2 separate regions of the Homo sapiens genome follow, and region 2 is linked to region 1. Evidence: chromatin contacts called from ENCODE Hi-C or POLR2A ChIA-PET data. All regions are on one chromosome and are shown on one strand. Each heading gives the region's core, a stretch centred on a gene start or an enhancer-like site at or near the end of the contact. The rest is flanking DNA. Distances are from core to core; before and after follow the strand shown. Region 1 overlaps LINC02413 (long intergenic non-protein coding RNA 2413). Region 2 has its middle 6.2 kb from the start of UBE2N.

Region 1 (7,575 bases), core at 313-2,812:
AGATTCCAAATATAAGTGAAGACATACAGTATTTGTCTTTCTGTGCCTGGCTTATTGCACTTAGCATAATGTTCCCTAAGTCCATCTCTGTTTTGCAAATGACAGAATTTCTTTCTTTTTCAAGGCTGTCACTGTACCTTTAAAATGCCATGATCTGTTAACCAGTCTTGTCTTCCTCAGCATCTTGTCTTTCTTCAGCACTACATCATCTCCTCAATATTTTTCCATCCAATATTGGCCAAAATATTATAAGCAATTTTATCAAATGCTTGCTGAAATCCAATATGTGATGGTGGTGACTTCCTCCGGCATGTAATCTACTAATCCTATCAAAAAAGGAATGTTTAGCTTGGCACGCTTGGTCTCAGTGAATCCGAAGTAGTTACCACTGTTTACCTCTCCTTTCTTTAAATGCTTGCATGTCAAATATTGTTCCATTCTCTGGAATGACTTTTACCTGTGAATGGAATCTTGAATGTCATTCTACAGTAAAATTCTCAACCAAAAAAAAAAAACAAAAAAAGCCACTGATTTCTAGTCATCAATCTATAAACACTAAAGACATTTTACTAGTTCACATAGCAAAAAAATTCTGAGGTAGGGTGGTTTCAGGTTGGTTGATTCAGCGTCTCAATAATATTATCAAAGACTCAGATTCTGGCCAGGCACAATGGCTCATGCCTATAATCCCAGAGCTTTGGGAGGCCTAGGTGGATAGATCATTTGAGCCCAGGAAGTTGAGACCAGCCTGGGCAACATAGTGAAACCCTGTCTGTATAAAAAATACAAAAATTAGCCGGGCATGGTGGCATGAGCCTGTAGTCCCAGCTATTCAGGAGGCCAAGGTGGGAGGATCACTTGGGCCTGGCAGGCAGAGGTTGCAATGAGTGGAGATTGTGGCACTGTACTCCAGCCTGGGTGACAGAGGGAGACCCTGTCTCAAAAAAAAAAAAAAAAAGACCCATATTTTTTCCATATCTGTGCTCTGCCACCATCATTATGATGGCCTTATCTTTGGCTGGTTCTCTTCATGGAGGCAAGGGAGCTATGGCAGCTATGACCTGCTTTTCTACAGGTCTTCTTTTAGGAGCAAGAAAAGCATCTAGGAGCTCCCCTTGCCTGACCTGCCACGGTTTTATTTCACAGAACTGGGTCACTTTCCCCCTCCAAACCAGTCACTGGCAAGCTGAGACAGATCAGAATTTAATCCCGAGACATACAGGGAAGAGATGGGTAAACCCTTGAAATTGGCTGTTTACCAACAAGAGAAAGTCGACAAATGCTCTGGGCTAGGAAACCCTACTGTCTGGTCCAGACTGGAGGAATTACTGTCTAATTTGGAGAGTGGTCATATTTGAAGACGGTTACTGATGAAGACCTATTAAAATAACATGGACTTTTTATCTATTCAAAACAGCTTAAAACAGGACTGTGTCCAGAACAAAGGGGTAGATTAAGTTATCTCTAAAATTCCCGGCCAACTGTTTAATGCTGTGATTCTGTTCTCATTGTTTTCACTGTGGAAACTGCTTGCAATTTGGAAGAGTGCGTGTCAGCAATGTTTGTGCTGCCAGCAAAAGTGAATAGTTGCTGATCTGTGTGCATTTCCCCAAATAGCACATTTGTGGAAAACTGAGTCATGGGGATTCTAGGTACTGTGAATCCATCATCTGCACAATTTTCTGAATGCCTTACATCTTAGACACTGGCGGCTTCCCTGTAAATAAACAAATTGTAATGAGACAGTTGACACATAACATGGGATTGGCCAAAGCAAAGCAGGTTTAGCTAACTGGTTTTCCTCTGGCAAATTGTTCCTTTTTTTTTTTTTTTTTTTTTTTTTTTTGAGACAGAATCTTGCTCTGTCACCCAGGCTAGAGTGCAGCGGCATGATCTTGGCTCACTGCAACCTCCGCCTCCTGGGTTCAAGCGATTCTTCTGCCTCAGTCTCCCAAGTAGCTGGGACTACAGGCGCGTGCCACTGTGCCTGGCTAACTTTTGTATTTGTAGTAGAGACAGGGTTTCACCATGTTAGCCAGGCTGGTCTTGAACTCCTGACCTTGTGATCCACCCTCCTCAGCCTCCCAAAGTGCTGGGATTACAGATATGAGCCACCTTGGCCGGCCATTGTTCCTTTTTATTTATTTTGCCCTGAAAGCAGATGATGGTGTTAAATAAAGCAACAAATTAAATGTGGATGTTAGTGCTGCAATGGAGGAAAACTTGCAGAAAAATTGACCTGACTTATTTAATCAAGTGCAGAGACATTACTGTGCTACCTGGGGAGCTATTCAAATACAATACAATCTATATGCCTTCCACCTGAGCAACCAAGTTCTTACAGCGCTAACTAGAGAAGGTGCAGGGGAGGGGGGGAGGACTGGATAAAGTTATTTTTGTGGCAGTTAAGCTTCGATTACTTGTAGATCCATAAATCATCAGCCAAGGTTCTCTTTTCTCCAGCAGTGAGCACAGGGAGGAGGAGGTGCATGCAAGCGATACTGCAGGGCCAGAATCAGAATCATCAGCACGTAGCAACTGATTGGATTTCTGGAGCAAGAAAGAAGAGTTGAAGATAATGTTGAACTTTCTCATTGGGAGATTTTACTAACATTATTGAGCAATTACTGCATGATGGATGTTACGCTAAGAGCATTCTACAATTATTATACCTCTTACGTCTCCCAGTAGTTCTGTTAAGTAAGTACTATTGTTTTTGTTTTAGAGACAGAGTCGGCTCTGCCACTCAGGCTGTAGTCCAGTGGTGCAATCTCAGCTTACCATAGCCTCGGGCTCAAGCGATCCTCCCACCTCAGCTCCCCAAGTAGCTGTGGTCCCAGCTGGCTCCATATGAAAAGCCTCTTGCTTCCTTAATTACTAACCAATGGTAATAGTTTTTTTCTTTTTTGTTTTTTTCAAGAGACAAGGTCTTGCTCTGTCACCCAGGCTGGAGTGCAGTGGTGGTAACATAGCTCACTGCAGCCTTGAACTCCTGGGCTCAAGGGATCCTCCCACCTCCGCCTCCTGAGTAGCTGGGACTACAGGCATATGCCACCATGCCCAGCTAATTTTCAAATATTTTGTAGAGACCAGGGTCTTGCTAATTGCCCAGGCTGGTCTTGAACTCTTACCTCAAGCAATACTCCTGCCTCAGCCTCCCAAAGTGCTAGTACTTCAGGTGTGAGCCACCACCCCCGGTGACCAACAGTAATTCTACACTTCAATCTCTTGCATCCTTACCCTTATCTTGTGTCCTTATGATCATCATAAATAGCTCATTTGGCCGGGCACAGTGGCTCATCCTGGGCAGCACATGAAACCTCATCTGTACAAAAAAATATAAAAATTAGCCAGGTGTGGTGGCACATGACTGTGGGCCCAGCTACTTGGGAGGCTGAGGCAGGAGAATTGCTTGAGGCTGGGAGGTCAAGGCTGCAGTGAGCCGAGATCATGCTTCTGTACTCCAGCCTGGGTGAGAGAGCGAGACCCTGTCTCCAAAATAAAATAAAATAAAATAAAAGCTAATTTGTCTCAGGCTTTGAATTAATCTGCATTAGCTCATGTAATTGTTGCAATAACTCTATGTGGTAGGTACTCTCAGCCCTGTTATACAATGGGTTTGAAATGACTACTGATATACAGAGGTTTGAAATGATGTTACTTGCCCAAGTCTCATGGTGAATGGAGGAGCAAGGAATGGAACTCAGCTCATTTAACACCAAAGGTCTGACCACCACACAGCACTGCCCTCTTTAGCCAAACTAATGTTTTTGTCTTTCTTACTTTTGACCCATTTTATTCCACCTTTCTGAGGTATTTTCAGCATTTTCATTAAGCTAATGAATACAACAATTATTTAAGCAGCTAATCCTTAAATATGCTTCTATAAAATGTCCTTTTAGTTTCATTTTCTCCTTATCACTCCCCAAACCCACCAGACCTACACTTCATATTTTCCCAAACGTGTATACACAAGGCATTCACCTGCTTTTATATGATGTCCTTTCCTGTTCATCTCAACCTGGTAAGGTTAAGAAGGAAAATGATTTTACATATCAGAGGGGAGAGTGCTACAAAAGAATATGAGACACAGACAATTTTGTAAAAAAAAAAAAAAACAACTTTGTATGAGATACCTTATGTACATACACAGAACAGTTAAATCCTGGGCAACATGAAAAAACCTCGTCTCTACAAAAAAATACAAAAATTAGCTGGGCATGGTGGCACAGGCCTGTAGTCCCAGCTACTTGGGAGGCTGAGGCGGGAGGATTGATTGAGTCCTGGAGGTCGAGGCTGCAGTGAGCCATGATTGACAGAGTGAGACCCTGTATCAGAATAAATAAATAAATAAATAAATAAGAATATAATAAGCCAAAAGTGAAGTACAGTGAATGACTAAGTGTTCTAAAGAAAAATAAAAGCAACAGTCCATGGAAGAGGTAGACCTTAAGGATGAGTGGGATTTGATGGGAAAAGGGTGGAAGCTAGAGTGAAGACAGAAATCAACATCTCATTACTGACAGCTATTTATCAAGCACCTCCATGTGTTTGGCCATTAAATTAAAGTTTTGAGGATAGAGATGGAAAAGCTGCTTGCTGTCTTTCTCCCAAATACTCTGTGTTTGGGAAAGGCTTAAACAGATAGCAAAATACACAGTGACACAAAGAGGCACACAATACACCGAGCAAGAGTTTCAGGCATTCTGAAAATGCAGGGGACATATCCCAGTAAGAATGGTAAGCCCTGGGACAGAGGGTGAGCGGTTTACATGGATCAAAGGGCTCGCTCATGATAACAACAGCCTTCTCTAAGCCAGGCACTGAATACTGTGGATACAAAGAGCCCAGAGTCATCAAGAGGAACCAGGAACTCTAACATGATGTGTGGAGCAGGCTATGCAAAGAGGGGTACCTCTCCCAGTCAGAGGCATCAGAGAAGGCTTCCTGGTGGAGGTGAGTAGGAATCACGTGCAATCGTGCAGGCGAGGCGGGGAGAGGACACTTCTGAGCAAAGAAACTGGTTAGAAAATGTACTGGTGTGTAGGGAGAAAGAGGGCCTCCAGGTCACTCAGGGTTGCTATGAGAGCACGAAGTTTAAGGCCAGGAGCAGTGAGATGACATGGAAGAGAGAGGTGGTGACTGGCTGCCTTAGGGAGCCTGGGCTTGATATTGAGCCAGGAAAATGTTTTAAGCATCCTTTAGGTTAGGGAGCTGTATGAATTAGATTCAGGTTGAGCCAAGGTTTTAGCAAGCTTCAAATGCCAAACTGAGCAAATCTTCCCTCACTGTGAGTTTGCTGTGATCACTGTTCTTATGGTTCAGAGAATAACTGTGCTGTAGATATTAGGCTCAATTCAAAGTGGAGCTGCTGAAAAATTTATTAGTGCTGGAGTGCATAGGATGCTGTTCATGCATGACTAGCATTTCAAAGGGCTGTAGATTAAAAGTGAGAGGTCTCTGAAGTCCAATTTCAAAACCCAGAGCCTCTCCGCCACTTATCTCCTACTTCGCACCAATCCTGGAATGAGTCTATAGACCACTGTAACTTCTCCTTCTCAACTTCCACATCTTTTCTTCTCTTTCTATTAGCAACCTTTATATTCCCTTTGGGTGTTTTCTTTTTCTTTCTTTTACCACTTATGATGCCCACATGGTCATACTATGGGAAATGCAGAGCTGAATCCCATTAGAGTCCATTGAGAGCCTGCTGTGCTCCAGGCATTGTTTGGGGCATTTTAAAACATTATCTCATTTAATTATCCTAGCAACAGTAAAAGGCGGGTGTCATTTTACATGAAGAATTCGTGGCACAGACAGGATAAATTACTTGCCCAAATTCACACAACTAGTAATGGACAGAGGTTTTTCACATAAGCTTTTTGGATGTGAATTGGAACACACTCGTCTCTGTGAATTCCCAAAGCTCTTGGGATAACAATACAAAACTTTGTCATGACCTACAAGGGTTTGGATGGCGATTTCTCCGCTCTCTCACCCTACAACCAAACCCAGACAATTGGCATCCAGGGCCCAAGGTCCTGGCCACTCTGGCATACTGTCTCTGGGTTTCGAAACAGTTCATTTAGGATCCTTTATATACAACGAGTTACAAATCATATTCTGTGAGTTTCTGATCTAAGTTAACAGTTCTTTCTTACCAAGGAGACGATGAACACACACACAGACAAGAAAGAGCTGCAGGGAAGTAACAATAACCTCCAACAGGTTCTTAGTTGGAACGGACCCATCACAACAGACAAACAGGAGAAAAACAGAAGTTTATTAATATGGATATTTTATACACGCATGGGGGACATCCAGAGAATGAGTTTTCAAAGAGGTGGCTTTAAGTTCCAGTTTATATATAGCATCTTCAACAAAGAACAATAGATTTTTAGACAAGTGGCAAGACAACAAGAAAGGACTTTTTGAGTTTCTGTGAGCAGGCTGGCAACTCAAGGAAAAGCAAACAAACAGCAGATAAACGCTAGTTAGGAAAGCCTGCCAATGCAAATTCCTCTGGTTCCGACTCTAGGCTGATGAGGGTCTAAAGCTGTCTTCAGTGGTTAAACTTTTCTTGAGGGAAAAGGCGGGGGTTGGTGGCCAGGATATTTTTTGCCTTTGTAAATCTATGTCCTCCTTTTGGACAAATTGAGGCAGAGACCTCTCCTGTACCTGTTTCTTCTTGAGCATCTTCAGCTCAACAATCCTTCATATTTTGGGGAAGATATTCTGGTCTCCCACAGAGCCTTTCAAAGAAGGTTCAGCTCTGGTCTGGGTTCCTCGTCTCTCACTATTATCTGAGTTTGTGTCTCCCACCCTCCTCTGAGTCCATACTGGTCTGTGGAAGAAGGCTGCTTCCCTGAATAAAGGCCCTAATGTTCTATTTGCACAAAGCTCAGTCTTTCTCTATGCTGAACTTGGCTTTATTACTAAGTGGCTGTGAGATTTTCATGTTGTCAACTCTCCTATCTCAGTTTCAGTTTCCTCATCTGTGCAAAATCAGTCATCCCCAAAGTGTTGCCCAGATCAAAAATTTTAGAATTCTATGAAGAGCTTTACCCACTAGTAGAAGAGAGAATTAATACATTCATCAACGAGGACCCCATTTGCACTATTGTCCAGTATAATTATTTAAACTTTCTATCTTTGTGGCATTTATGATTACTTATTGTAAATGAAACTGGTGTGAAGGACACACATTTTTAATGCCTTTAATTGTCATCCAAAGGCGCTTTCCAGCTGAAAAATTCCATGATTCTAAATGTGTATCATCAATTTCATGTCAGGCAGGATCAGAGGCTTGGTCAATATTATTTTTTCCACAGTGAAATTGTGTAAGGCAGGAGATCCTACTTAAGCTAACATATGTGTATCCTTCACAATGGAAGAATAAATAAAAGTATAAGTTGTGGATTTGCTAATAGTTTCTTCCTGCTAAAAATATTAACCTCTTCTATTCCTTAACAATAACTTAACACATGTAGTTTTAGCTTAAAATTTTGGGGAACTTTTGGTGTCTTGAAGTATTTTCTGCAAATTTATTTCTCATCTCCAAATTCTATGTCCCTT
Region 2 (7,680 bases), core at 2,542-5,041, 450 kb after region 1:
ACATCAGGGGTAATTTTGATGGATACTAACACTTGAAGACAAAAAATTCTGAACAAACGAGAACAAAAAAAACAATAAGCAAAACAAAAAGAGGTGCCAGGTGCTTTTTTTTTTTATGTTTTTGAGACAGAGTCTCTCACTGTCACCCAAGCTGGAGTGCAGTGACATGATCTCGGCTCACTGCAACCTCTCCCTCTGAGATTCAAGCAGTTCTTCTGCCTCAGCCTCCAGAGTAGCTGAGATTACAGGCGTGTGCCACTGCCCCCTGCTAATTTTTGTATTTTTAGTAGAGATGGAGTTTCACCATGTTGGCTAAGCTGGTCTTCAATTCCTGGCCTCAAGTGATCCTCCTGCCTCGGCCTTCCAAAATTCTGGGATTACAGGTGTGAGTCACTCCACCTGGCCTCCTTTTGTCTATCTTCTATTAGAACAGACAATAAGTATCATTTAGGTTAAGAGTGAGAGCTCTGGAGCCCCCAGTCGGGGTTTGAAAACACACTTTGCTTAATTTCTCTGTCCTTTGTTTTCTTCACCTATTAAATATACTTACCTTCATGTGGTTGTTGGGAAGTTTAAATGATGTAATTTGTATAAGGTACTTAGAACAGTACACAGCACTTAGCAATCACTTATTTTTTGTAATTTGATAGAACCATGTGTAGTTTTCTTTAGGAAACCAGATTTTTAAAACTTGATAGTATAACCTTGTTTGGTAGAGATTGCTTTGATGGCATAAAATTCTCTGAGAGTATTAACACTTTAACATATACATTTTTCCTGTCTCTCCAAATTGTTTTTTCTGTTTTCTTCCCCTCTTGAGGACAGCTCGCACTAAACTCATCTGGAAACGAAAATCTGAACTTCCGATTCATATAAATCCTGTGGAACAGGATATACTCTAGAAGAACAGGTTGTCACAGGGCTGAGATACGGTTCTCAAATTAGAGGGCTAGTTAAGAATCCTATTTACTCTAATACAGAGATAGACAACAAAACAGTGGTTACCTGGAGCAGGTTGTGGGGTGGAGTGATGGAGAATCAGAGATGTAGATCAGAGGGTACAAAGTAGCAGATATTTAGGACAAGTCTAGAGAGTTAATGTACATGAGAACAAGCCTAGAGAGCTAATGTATATGAGAGCTATAGGTAATAAGTTTACGCTATGTATGAGATTCATGCTAAATAAGTAGATTTTAGCTACTGTTGTCACAAAAACATAGGTAACTATGTGAGACGATGGATATGTTAATTTGCTTCACAATAGTAACCTATTTACTATTGATACGACATATTCCATAACATCATGTTGTATACCTTCAATATAAACAATAAAATAATTTTATTTGGCCACGCACAGTAGCTCACCCCTATAACTCCAGCACTTTGGGAGGCTGAGGCAGGTGGATCACTCAAGGTCAGGAGTTGGAGACCAGCCTGACCAACACGGTGAAACCCTGTCTCTACTAAAAATACAAAATTAGCTGGGTGTGGTGGTGCATGCATGTAATCTCAGCTACTTGGGAGACTGAGACAGGAGAATCGCTTAAACCTGGGAGGCAGAGTTTGCAGTTAGCCGAGATGGCACCATTGCACTCCAGCCTGGACAACAAGAGCTAAACTAGGCCTCAAAAAATAAATAAAATAAAATAAAATGTTTTGAGGCAAGGTCTCACTTGTTGCCCAGTCTGGAGTGCAGTGGTGCAAACATGGCTTACTGCAGCCTCAGCCTCAACCTCCTGGGCTCAAGTGGGCCTCAGCCTCCTGAGAAGCTGGGACTACAGATGCACACCACCATGCCCGGCTAATTTTTAAATTTTTTAGAAACAGGGTTTCACCATGTTGCCTAGGATGGTCTCGAACTCCTGGGCTTAAGCGACCCCTCCCACCTCAGCCTCCTGAAGTGCTGGATTACAAGCATGAGCCACCATTCCTGGCCAAAACTTATTTTTAAAAATCCTACTTACTATACCCATAAAATATGGATAAAATAGGATATCTAAAAAACTGACTGATCATGTACCTCATAAATATATATACCTACTATGTACCCACAAAACATTTTTTTAACAAACTAACTGGATTCCTTCAGAGGTGGGATATTGAGCAGCTAGAGAACAAATGTAAAAGGGAGGCTTTTTACTGTGTACTCTTATACTTTTTGAATTACGAACCACGTGAATGTTTTACCTATTCAAAATGTGAAATATGTATTCAGTTCACAAATTTCAATAGACTGCTCAAGAGGTATTCAAAGCTCTAACAGTGCTGATCAGGAATTATATAATACACTCAAAACTCAGCAAAAAGATGCTGGTCCAGGTCCATGGTACTGAATAAATGATGACAGTGGCCAGATAGCTTCACTAAGCTGAGCAGTGCTAGCCATAACTCTTTTTTTTTTTTTTTTTTAAGAGACAGGGTCTTGCTCTGTTGCCCCAGACTGAAGTGCAGTGGTGCAATCATAATTCAATGTAGTTTCCAACTTCTCCCCACTCAGCCTCCACCATGCCTGGGTAATTTTTAATTTTTTTGTAGAGACTGGGTCTGGCTATGTTGTGCAGGCTGGTCTCAAGCTCGTGGCCTCGAGAAATTCTCCTGCCTCTGCCTCCCAAAATGCTGGACTTACAGGTGTGAGCCACCATGTCTGGCCCAGAACTCTTTTTTCTTTCCTTTTTTCTTTTTTTTTCTTTTTTGAGACAGAGTCTCTCGCTTTGTTGCCCAGGCTGGAGTGCAGTGGTGCGATCACAGCTCACTGCAAGCTCCGCCTCTCGGGTTCAAGCAATTCTCCTGCCTCAGCCTTCTGAGTAGCTGGGACTACAGGCGCTCATCACCACACTCGGCTAATTTTTGTATTTTTTAGTATAGACGGGATTTCACCATGTTGGTCAGGCTGGTCTCGAACTCATGACCTCAGGTGATCCACCCACCTCAGCCTCCCAAAATGCTGAGATTACAGACATGAGCCACCACGCCCAGACCAGAACTCTTAGCTAATTAGTCTTTTTTTGGTTCTTTGTCAGGCCGCACTCTTCTCCTTGTTTTTTTCCAGTCTCTGCTCCTTCTGGGACTCAAAGTGCAAGTGCCTTTGCATTATCTTACAGGGGACAAGCAAATAAGAATGAATGCTATGTTGGAGGCATTAGAGGAGTCCCATTGTATGAGAAACTCTTACTCCCCCAAACAATATTTTACTGCCCCTTGCTGCTTCCTCATTACCCACCCCCAAATATTCCAGGTTTTCTACTTTGGTCTTGTAATGGCAGAGACCTAAGTACTATTTACCCTATAGGCAATAACTTAGGACATATGTGCCTGATCTTCTCAGAGTCAGGGATCTTCTCTGTCTTGGTTACCTCTGTATCCTGGGCCCAAGTGCAGGGACTGCTACATATATGCTCTCAAAAAATACTTGTCAAGGGAATAAATCAGTCGGTGCAGGCTGAATATAAACACCTGTTTGAGAATGGTTGCCATAGATTCATGATCCGTAAGTGAACACTTAGAGAAAGCACAGGATGTTTATGTCAATCTCTAAACCTTTCAACTTGACTTTCTGGAGAGCAACAGAGTTTTTCTACAAACTAATGCTTTGCAGAAAAAGAATAGAGTAGTTCAGTTTGGAAAATGGTATATCAGTCACCTTTAATAGAGGTCCTATTTCAATTCATATACAATTGTCATCAGGCAGAAGTATTTGTTTGCAAGTTCCCTTATTGTTTCTTGCAGCGTAGGGAAACTGTTTCGTGGGTGATCAAGACAGTAGAATCTGTGAGAGGAAGGTTCATGAACACTGACTCAAACAGGCAGTAGGTGGGGTGGGGGTGTGGGAAGAAAAGACTGCTCACTGATTTTAAAAAAGGAAGAAAAATTGCATGGTGGCTTATATTCATGCCTTCATCATAAGACATTGAGCACTTACAAACTCTTAACCAGCACAAGACCAGCCTGTAAGAAGGACCTAAGTGGGATCTTCCAGGGTCATAGGCAGTCCCTAAGGAGTGCTGTCTCACATGGAAGACCCTGGGAAACATGAGACCCAGGAGAATCAGAGTAATACACCTTTGCTTTGTTTAGTGTTTTATGCTTTACAAAGTGTTTGTGAATGTTATCTCACCTAGTGACAGCTTTAAGTACCTTTAAGTGCATGCACCACTAGAGTGATTTTGTAGGATCCATCATTGATTCTGCAATGTTCCTATAAAAGTAAATGGAGCCGGGTGAGGTGGCTCATGGCTGTAATCCCAGCACTTTGGAGGCCGAGGTGGGCGGATCACTTGAGGTCAGGAGTTCGAGACCAGCCTGGTCAACATGGTGAACCCCATGTGTACTAAAAATACAAAAAAAAAAAAAAATTAGCTGGGCATAGTAAGTAGTACGTGCCTGTAATCCCAGCTACTTGGGAGGCTGAGGCAGGAGAATCGCTTGAACCCAGGAGGTGGAGGTTGCAGTGAGCCGAGATTGTGCCATTGCACTCCAGCCTAGGTGACAGAGCAAGACTCTGTCTCAAATAAATAAATAAATAAATAAAAGTGGATGGAGGAGGGTGTTCCACACGTATATTCGTCTCCTTTGTCTGGGCCAGTTCCCAGTGGAAACAGGACTCCAGAGGTTGGTAACTCAAGACATTTGGCCAGAAGCCTGGCTGGAACAGGAACTCTGCAAAGCAGGGCTCACTTCTCCGCCTGTGTGTCACCCTTTCAGGTTCCCAGGAGAACTGTTTGCTTTCCACGTCCCTGGGCTTCAGTCACTTCGTAACTCTGCCAGTGATTGCATACTCAGCCCCTACCCAGCCTAAACTGTTCTCCCACTTCCTCCCACCTGGTGTGCCCCACCCAAGTTTCTTTTTAATTCACTCCCATCACCTTTCTTCCTCCTTCACCATCACCTGTCTGTCTCAAGTCTGATTGATTTCTCCCATGTTTCTCTATTATGTCACTTGCTATCTGCAAAAAAAAAAAAAAAAAAAAAAAAAATTCATCTGCTTCTAGTATGATTAGAAATGTTTTTGAAATTGTTATTTTTCTTCTAAGTGCATTGATTTGGGATCCGATATACCCTGGAACAGATGTTTTCAAACTTTAGACTGCTTGCTCACCTCAGAGACTAGTTGAACATACTAGTGAAGGGGCCCTGCCCAAGGTCTTCTGAGTTCAAGTCATAGTCCCCATGTCTCTGTGGTTTTAACAAGCTCCCTAGGGGCTACTGAAGAGTCTGAAGCTTGAGAGTCAATGTCATATAATGTGATCTTTTCAAGAAAAGCAAAACAGTTGCAACAGGAACCTTGACTTATAATTTACTTACTCCTGCTTTTCTAAACTCTTCTGACCCAATACCTATATCTTTCCTCCTGCCTGTTCAAATTCTTTTGGTCCAAGTGTGAGATATTTCAGATGGTTGAATTTTAAGTTGGCCCCAGGTGTTCAGTATTCCAGATTGTTGGGTTTTGGGTGTTCAGTATTGTTCACCTCTTTCCACTCCTGAATTTTTTTTTTCTTTTGAGACAGAGTCTCGCTCTGTCGCCCAGGCTGGAGTGCATTGGTGCGATCTCAGCTCACTGCACCCTCCACCTCCCCAGTTCAAGCAATTCTCCTGCCTCAGCCTCCCGAGTAGCTGGGACTACAGGTGCGCACCACCACGCCCAGCTAATTTTTGTATTTTCAGTAGAGACGGGGTTTCACCATGTTGGCCAAGATGGTCTTGATCTCCTGACCTCGTGATCTGCCCACCTTGGCCTCCCAAAGTGCTGGGATTACAGGCGTGAGCCACCATACCTGGCTTTCCACTCCTGAAATTATAACCAGTTGAAAAACACAACAGACAGAAATTAAAATATTGCTTTCATTATTAGTAAATCTGATTGGAGAATATAGCTCTAAATCAGCAGTCAGTTGGGCTTACTAATGTTCCCCCACTAGCCCCATAATTGCAATTATAGCTACGTAGTCACTTAGCACAGCTAGACAACTGCAAGCTCCTTAACCCAAGACAGCAAATGGGAATGCATGAGGCCAGAGGCAGGGACAAAAAAAAAAAAAAAATAGGAGAGAGAAAAAATGGGAGGAGGGAAAGATAAAAGGCTGAGCAGACTGAGTTCATTAGTATGAAATTCACCAATCAGAAAACTTATTCCTCTTGTAATCACAAAATCACAAAACCACTTGACTTTTTCTTTTTTTTTTTTTTTTTTTTTTTTTTGGAGAAGGAGTCTCGCTCTGTCTCCCAGGCTGGAGTGCAGTGGCGCAGTCTCAGCTCACTGCAAGCTCCGCCTCCCGGGGTCACGCCATTCTCCTGCCTCAGCCTCCCGAGTAGCTGGGACTGCAGGCGCCCGCCACCACGCCTGGCTAATTTTTTGTATTTTTAGTAGAGATGGGGTTTCACCATGTTAGCCAGCATGGTCTTGACCTCCTAACCTCCTGATCCGCCCGTCTCAGCCTCCCAAAGTGCTGGGATTACAGGCGTGAGCCACTGCGCCCGGCCCCGACTTTTTCTTATGCTTCTGCTTACTTCTTGTTGTTGTTGTTGTTAATAGAGATGCTGTTGTAACATCCCTATTAACAACAACAACAAAAAGTAAGCAGTAGCATAAGAAAGATGTTATGTGTTCAAGACCAGGCTAGACAACATGTTGTTAATAGAGAACATGTTGCCTCACCTGGTCTTGAACTCCTGGCCTTAAGTGATCCTCCCGCCTCTGCCACCCAAAGTGCTGGAATTATAGGCATGAGCCACCACGCCAGGCCCCGACTGCTTACTTTCTATGACAACTCCCTGAAAGCAACCCCAGATCACAACCTGGGCAATCTCTTCATTGTTTTGAACGTCCTATAATGGGTCATACTTGCACTCCCTCTAACACCATAATTTTCACATCTGGTTGCCTTTTCACAAGTGGTTCTCCACCCCATCTGCCTGATGGTTTCTTGCCCTCCTCCATGAATGTTATATGTAAAATGTTTATTTAAAAACAGAATGCTTGTTCCTTGGTACCACAAGGAAAAATTAGCATTCAGACAAAAATTCTCTCAACGAGGCAATTTTACTTTCTGCAGAAAGGGTGCTCCTCGCAGATGGAACAATGGTGACAGCACATCTGAACAAAGGAGGGAAGCAATTTTTATTCCTTATGCAGCTTGTCCTTGCTACTGTGTCCTGTCTCCATTGGCTGGAGCCAGACCTCACAGTCTAAACTGCACCCGATTGGTAACAGCTTAAAAACTTTTAAAAATAGGTAAAAGCAATGGAGAACAGAGGAAAAGAGGAAGTTGCTTACCAAAGGACTTAGAAAAGTAATAATATTCCCAAATAAGGAAGGGGCATAGGCTGCGAGCTGGGACATGCCTGTGAGCACGTCCAGCACAAATATCTTGGTTAAAGTACAAGGACATAGAAAGTACTATGTGCCTGTGAGCATGTCTAACAGCTACATAGGATAGGGCTTAACAGAGAGTTATTTGCACAAAGCAAGGAGGCTTAAAGGAAGTTAGTCTTTAAAAGAAATTATTATTTCTAACACTTATGATTTATTCTTTAACAAGAAGGGAAACTTTGAAGAGGAAACTTTTTACTTTCTACAGTGAAGTTTTCTCCATGTTCTCCAAAACACCTTGTTCATCATGTTCTAACAACAGTCACTTGTAATAATCTGTTTACCTGTCTCCTTCACCACATTGTGCACCCCTT

Evidence for each region. Hi-C counts contacts between places; a loop is a spot of excess contacts on that map. ChIA-PET counts read pairs that join two places held with the same protein, here RNA polymerase II (POLR2A). Pooled maps may share reads with other maps.
Region 2: POLR2A ChIA-PET joins it to region 1 with 12 read pairs in Panc1. The contact joins two enhancer-like sites. A Hi-C loop is called at or near these places in 3 of 50 pooled maps. POLR2A ChIA-PET finds 5 or more read pairs at or near these places in 3 of 52 experiments (GM12878, Panc1 and activated B cell).

The regions. Positions count from the first base shown.
Region 1 is chr12:93,001,274-93,008,848 of GRCh38, forward strand. It overlaps LINC02413 (long intergenic non-protein coding RNA 2413), which reads left to right. Exons shown (of 4, transcript XR_945212.3): 2 at 2,464-2,700; 3 at 4,821-4,956. LOC643339 (a long non-coding RNA gene) reads right to left here. Exons shown (of 5, transcript NR_040096.1): 4 at 3,241-3,325; 5 at 2,485-2,550. Among named protein-coding and RNA genes, the nearest start is that of LINC02413, 14 kb to the left of the region's middle. RefSeq lists an enhancer at 6,694-7,003. Within about 2 kb of position 1,563, at least 3 of the 41 ENCODE cell types and tissues checked have a DNase peak (open chromatin) inside an H3K27ac peak, as active enhancers do.
Region 2 is chr12:93,444,305-93,451,984 of GRCh38, forward strand. No RefSeq gene overlaps it. Among named protein-coding and RNA genes, the nearest start is that of UBE2N, 6.2 kb to the left of the region's middle. Within about 2 kb of position 3,792, at least 5 of the 41 ENCODE cell types and tissues checked have a DNase peak (open chromatin) inside an H3K27ac peak, as active enhancers do.